Linked DNA regions of Homo sapiens: region 1 is linked to region 2. A link is a contact called in ENCODE Hi-C data. All regions are on one chromosome and are shown on one strand. Each heading gives the region's core, a stretch centred on a gene start or an enhancer-like site at or near the end of the contact. The rest is flanking DNA. Distances are from core to core; before and after follow the strand shown.

The links. Hi-C counts contacts between places; a loop is a spot of excess contacts on that map.
Region 1: a map of ovary shows a loop between it and region 2 (2.0-fold over the local background). The contact joins the promoter of CCDC192 here to the promoter of CTXN3 in region 2. A Hi-C loop is called at or near these places in 2 of 168 maps with a recorded cell type or tissue (aorta and ovary).

What each region holds. Positions count from the first base shown.
Region 1 is chr5:127,701,957-127,705,482 of GRCh38, forward strand. CCDC192 (coiled-coil domain containing 192) reads left to right here and starts at 1,435. Exons shown (of 7, transcript NM_001317938.2): 1 at 1,435-1,551. The coding sequence starts at 1,490.
Region 2 is chr5:127,647,108-127,650,484 of GRCh38, forward strand. It overlaps CTXN3 (cortexin 3), which reads left to right and starts at 1,975. Exons shown (of 3, transcript NM_001048252.3): 1 at 1,975-2,281.

The sequences.
Region 1 (3,526 bases), core at 185-2,684, 54 kb after region 2:
ATCTGGACATTCCTCTAAAATGCACTAAAGTGTAATCTACTCTGTGGGTTTTTTTTTTTTTTTAAATGAGATGAGCTAAAGAAACAGAACAAAAATGTTAGCTAGAAGGGATGACAGAAATAGTTCAAGTGGTTCTTCCTTTTTTTTTTTTTTTGAGACAGAGTCCGGCTCTGTAGCCCAGGCTGGAGTGCGGTGGCGCCATCTTGGCTCACTGCAAGCTCCGCCTCCTGGGTTCACACCATTCTCCTGCGTCAGCTTCCCGAGTAGCTGGGACTACAGGCGCCCACCACCACACCCGGCTAATTTGGTTCTTTCTTAAAGTAACAAATCCAAAGCACAGAGAGGTAAGATGATTTCTGATCCCCAACAGGCTGCTAACTACATGCAAGGCCGATTGCCCAATCCTTGCCTTTCCACAACTACCCATTTAGTGTTGGCTTTTCTATCCAGAACAACAACCGCTCAATAGTTCTTAATTTTATTCATAGGGTTTTTTTTACCAAGGGGCTGGGTCACTTGAAGTTTTGTTGAAGAAGTAAATGCTAATTATACTCTTTAATAGATCAGTCTTAACTATTCATTCCTGTTACTATTGTAGTTACTTGCTCTATAATGCTCTAACCCTAGAAGCAAATTCTGTGATTAGAAACATTGCTGTCATGCCAGTCTAATTTATTTTAGGATGAGCCGTGTGACTAGATTGGGTGAGTCCAGGACATACAGACCAAAATCCAGGAATGATTCTGAGCTGTGGACTGCAGGGATCCTACCTGTACTTCCTGTCAGAGCAGAAAGTGAAGCGGATACAGGTTCACCTGGGTCTACAAATGCATCCAGGGAGAGATACAGCAACTGGCTGGGAGAAAGTAGCTGGTGTCTTTGGACAAGCAACAGGGAAGATGGAGCAGCAGTTGCAGGTGAACAGTGAGCAAACTACCAGCTAATCAGGCACAATGAATCACTTGTGCAATCCTGTGTTAGGAAAGAAGCTTTCATGAGAATGTGGCCGGGTGGGGTCTTCTGTCTGGGGCCGGCGGGTCCCAGGGAAAGCAGATCATCACAATAAGGGGTTGGTCTGTGGTGACACCACTGATTGCCTGTAAACCAATGCATTTCTGGGTGTGCACCCCTCTCAGACAGCAGTGTGGCTGTTTCCTTAGCATTGGTTCTGGATGTAAACATGCCTTGGTTTGAGCACAAAACCACTGTTTCTGTTCCACTTTGAATGAGTTTTCCAGAAATGATGGCTATGTGGTGATTCTTCACCTATTCTCATGCCTGGATCTGATTTGTGAGATGTTTTGAGAGGTTACTGCAGCTTTGTAACGGAGATTTTTTTCTTTGGGAAGTTAACTGTCTTTTCCACATCCATTGTGGTAGCCTAGCAACAAGGGACAGCAGAGCAATAGCAGGGATTCTAAAACTCTAAAGAATGATGCCTGTTGACGTCTGTCCCAGGGACAGGGGATCCCAGTGGGTCTGGCTTGAGATGGGACAATGCTATAGCAAGAAATCTGTGGTCCCAGAGTCTGACACCTCAGAGAGAAGCAGGTGAGTTCCCAGCTCCTCTCATCCCAAAATAATTCATGGGAATTTCTGGATAAAGTAGCTTTCACTCAGTACTTAAAAAAAAATCTTTCTTTAAAGTCTGGGGAATAACAGCAGACAGACTTTTTATCCTTTCCTGGAGAGTGACCCCTTTCTTTGAAAGCTGCTGTCTTCCCAGATCACAGGGCATGGCCTGACACACAGTAGGGGTTCAATAAATATTTGTTGAACAAATAAATTGTCCCTTACTTGGTCTTCTAAAAATCACACACTCACCCACCCCAGCCATTTTACTGATGTGGGAAGGGGGAGGGTATGAAGCCAGCCTTCTTTCAGTTGAAAGGAAATGTCATCTTCACTACTCTCTTGCCAAGAGATGCACACACAAAAAGCTGGGTCATTCCTCCTCTACATGTTCCCCACATAAAAACCTAGATCAATGTTGGCTAGAAATATGGAAGTACAGTTCACTTCTCTAATTGATCTGCATTTAATTACTAGAAATTTTGCATGTTGACACCATACTCATTTCCCTTTCAAATGTGGAAATATCTTCCATTTACAATTTTCTTTTAAATCTTGAGTGAGAGGTGGCCACATCTCTGTAGCAGGAGCTACATCCTATAGGGCAGTATCCTTGTGGGATGTTCACATGCAACCATGGTTCTGCTTTTTAAAGTTTTTGTTTGTTTGTTTGTTTTTGAGACAGAGTCTCACTCTGTCATCCAGGCTGGAGTGCAATGGAGTGATCTTGGCTCACTGCAACTTCTGCCTCCCGGGTTCAAGTGATTCTCCCACTTCAGCCTCCTGAGTAGCTGGGATTACAGGCATCTGCCATCATGCCCAGCTAATTTTTGTATTTTTGTAGAGACAGGCTTTCACCATGTTGGCCAGGCTGGTCTTGAGCTCCTGACCTCAGGTGATCTGCCCACCTTGGCCTCCCAAAGTGCTGGGATTATAGGCATGAGCCACCGTGCCTGGCCTGCTTCGTTAAGTTTTAAAATGTATTTTCCTTATGTGAATGTGTGATCCTTGTTCTTATTTGCTTTTCGTCTTGGGTCTATGGTCTGTGGATGATATGAGAAATTCACAAATCTAAGATTTTATGTAAAATGTTGTTTATTTGTGCAAAGGATTCCATAAGCCTCAAAAATTAAATAATCTATGGGAGGGAGTAAGGCTTTATCCATTTATTAAAGCTAATGAAATTTAGCAAACACTCATTTTCTTTTATTTTCCCAGAACAAAGCAGCTAAAGAGATAACATATCTCCCCAGTAAGCCTAGATCGCGACACTGCACTCCAGCCTGGGCGACAGAGCGAAACTCCATCTAAAATAAATAAATAAATAAATAAATAAATAAATAAATAAATAAATAAATCATTTATTCACCCAGGCTAATTGGTGACTAGTCCTCCAATTTGACATGAAGAATGAAGTAAAAAGTTTAGAAAGCGGAAAGACATTTCATTTAAAGGAAGGAAATTTCAATGTTCTTATAATGCACTGAGAAAAATGCCGTATCATTACTCCCTGCCAATAGAAATTTAAAGAAGTTTTTCCAGGTTTCCAGTGAACCCTGAAGTAAGAAAACAATGCAATAAAAACAAACTTTATAAACATATTTGTTAATTATATTTTGTCTTTATCTCAAAGCTAATAGGCTTTCTAAAGCTTTCTTCCCCCCTTAATTATTGTACAACATGACTTCTCCTGTGTATGCTGGGTTACCATGGTTACTCTGAGGCCATGACTCATGACCTTTAAATATAATTGTCAGGCAGCCAAAGCTCTCATTTTTAAATCACCAGTTTTGTTTCAGGCATTATTATTTAAAAGTAGTCTCAAATTGTACTTTCTGTGATGCATTTGTGGCACATCTGAGTATGCACATAAGGGTATTGCACTCACGTATTTTGTTTTGTTTGGTTTCATTCGGTGACTGAATATGACTTTTTTGCCCAGCATAAAAAACAA
Region 2 (3,377 bases), core at 725-3,224:
GAAATTTTAAGAATTCAGAGAAGAGATATAAAGATTATTAAAAGCGAAAGAAATAGGATCTAATATAAAATGTTCAAATGGAACTTTGGTAAACCCTTATTCATTGTTTTAGAATTCATGATGATTCACATAATATAGCTGCATAAGGGGAAGGGCTGATTTTAATAATTTCCATTATAATTATCTTTAAGAAGAAAGGTTTAAATTTAGCTCCAAGCATAACACCAGATCTTCATCAAATACTCTTTGGTTTATCTAGTTCGGCTTCTCTGAAAGGAAAGGGCATTCTAACAAAATTTTGGAGTGGTTAGTGCCTGACTTTTTGCAGCAAGGACAGAATGAAAAGAAATGCGCCAACACATTTAGACTAAGTAAGCAGCAGAGGAGTTTGTTTAAACAGAGGTTGTCAGAGGAAGTTATGGCATCTACTTCTCTGGAGACTTTTTAAAATAGGCCAGGCACTCATCTCTCTGGGATGGTTTCAGCCTGCAGAGTAGCTAGAGGACAGCCCCAGGCCTTTTCAGGTTCCCTTCTCCCTCTACGAGTCTGTAGGCTAAACCATATCCGAGAAGGCCTCTTTGGCAGGGTAAGCTACAGTCACCCAGGCTCATGTCTAACTATGATATTTTCTCACCGCATGGAATGATAATTATAGGAAGGAGGGTGAGGTCGGAAAGATTCCTCAACCACACTCTGTTGGCATTGCCAAAACAGGCACTCCCTCTGCCAGAATTGACTAAATGCAAGAGGGATGCCAGTTAGTACAGGATGATCGTGCTCAGTTGGATTTCATGTGTCCCATTGTCTTACGGTGTGTGGTATGTGTGTGTCTGAAAATAGGGTAAGTAAAATGAATTGGAAAGAAAATTCAGTTAAAAATTAGGAAAACAAATGGGGAAAGAACCTGCATATTGTCTTGAGGTTAGACTCTAACATCAAGCATTCGATCCTAACATTTAGCATTTGATTTGAAAGGTTCCTTTGGGGTCCGAGGCCTATCCTATCCAGGATTGTGGTCCGTTGTGAGCAGATGGGGTTTCCCTCTTAGAAGATGAGCTTGGTTCCAGTTTCCTAGAGCCTTTGGGTAATGGCCGGTTGCTCACAAGAGCTGAGGAGACAGCATAGCTGACAGGCACAGTCAGAGGCAGCTTTAAATATCACGCACCCCATCATTTGGTGGGTGGGTGTGTTGTCGCTAACTGTGCCGCCACTTCAACAAAGAAAGTGGTGAGTTGCCAAAAAACAAGGATGCTCCGTCTTAAGCATTAGGCTGAATTCTTCTTAGAGAAGTGTTTTTTTAATGAAGAATTTTATCCTAAAATATTTTCCAAATTTACTTATCCAACGAAAGTAATTTAAGCATTGTAGCAAGTAACTAGAATCTGCAGAATGAGAACAACTTTCTCTCACAAAAATCAATCTTCTTTATTCATCGAGTGGTCTCAGGTGCCCTGTGTGGGGTGGGGGCTTTCCCAATGCCACAATTATGCAGGCTGCTCAGAGAGACACTGGACCTGGCAACCAACTGCCCAGCTAATTTACAAGCAGGTGACAGGTGGTGAAACTATGATTTTGATATTTTTAAATGGTTCTTTCCTTCCCATAAATGCTGCTTTTTGGAAAGGTCACTTTAGTTTTCTTTAGGAAAATGAGCCTTTTCTCCCTCTCCCAAATGCTAAGTTGATGCCCTTCCCCAGAAGTCTTCCTGTTAATTGAGTTGGCCTGAAGGTCATCAACAATAATCAATATGAAGACTTGCTGCGACGTGCTAATTGACACTCCCAAAGAGGAATAGTGTCAACAATCAATAAAGAGGACAGAGCACTGGTAGATTTATGGCTTTGATTTTGAAAAGGTATAGGAATGCCTGTGATGTTTCCCCACCCCCCAACCCCGTACTCCTTTTGAATGTTAATGCTTTCTTGAAGATGATTTCAGACACACTGCTAGGATACTGCCTCTACTCGCTGAAGCAGAATCCTCTGAAGAGTTGCTGAGGCAGAACTGAAATCATGGCTCACCTCAAAGAAGCAGCAGTATTGGCCGTTAATGATGCCTCACACAGAAAGACGATGCTCCTTTAACTCGGGGTTTTAATGGGAAGTTTCTAAGCCTGAAACAACAGCTTTAGACCTGGGGTGTGCCATCAGCTGCCTTGCAGCTACCACTGTCTACTGCTTTCACACAGCGTGGTCGGGAAGAATGGAAACTAAAGAGGCTTGTAACTACCTGTAACTGTTCCACCAGGAAATGGATCAAGTGTTTGTTCAGCCAGAGCCAGGTACTTGACCCAACCTGTATCTTTGACGGGCTAATTAAATGCTTTTCTCTAACTTTACAATTGATGCATGAGCAATCATCGCATACATGCCTTTCGGATCATAGTTGTGAATTTAGATCTAGCTGTTAGATAAGTCTAATTAAACAATTGCTAGATAAAGTTAAGAAGCGAGGGGGTAAAATGTAATGATGCCTTTATTTTTAAAGCATGGTTAAGTTTATAATGTTATTGATACTGGATGAAGAAGTAGTAAAACAGGCTTTTTTTTCTTTCCTAAGCTGCAGTAATTTATTTCTGAAAGCTGTTTGCCCATTATCGTATTTTTTTTTTCAGTCACCTAAAACGTCCAACCTTCCAAAATGTAACAAGGATGTTCTGATTTGTTTACAAAGGATCACAACTCAACCACTCATATTGACAGCGTTGACTGTCCCTGGCTGATAAGCTGTGTGCAGCACTATCCTTTTGAGATATCAGCAAGTAGCCGTTTTCACTATGAAACACACAAAGAAAGACAAAGAAAACCAGGTGGAACAGTAGGGCTTATTATTTGAAGTTAAAAGTTCCAGTTCGTTAAGGGTGCCTTCTGATACCACCGATTCCTGACTAGGCACCCTCATGGTGTTTTCTGATGTTCTCAGCTAGGCAGTAGCCTTGCCCTGCAGTCCCTTAAAAATTCCTCAAGCAGATATTAAGAGGAAGATGAAGATGGGGAAGAAGTAAAGCTGAGATTGGGGCTGAGGCTGAAGACAAAGGTCTCCTGCTGACCCAGAGCTTAAAAGCAGCAGTGAGTTGAGAATAACAGGGTCCACTCCCAGCCCAAGCAGACGTGTCTGCAGGCTGACTTTGCAGAAACAAGCAGAGAACAGACTTCCCAGTGCAGCAGTGGGGGCTGGCAACAGTTCTGAAACTGCCTGTTGACATCTGTAGCTGAAGACATCCTCATGTTTATGAAATCATTGTTCGTAGGCTTTCTAGTAGACTTGAGTCTATGTTTTGAGAGTATAAAATATATTTACCCTTAGCCCCCCTTTGAATTTTGAAGCATCAGGGCTATTGTATTGGAACAGGAGGGCTGTACTTGGAAAAAAATATA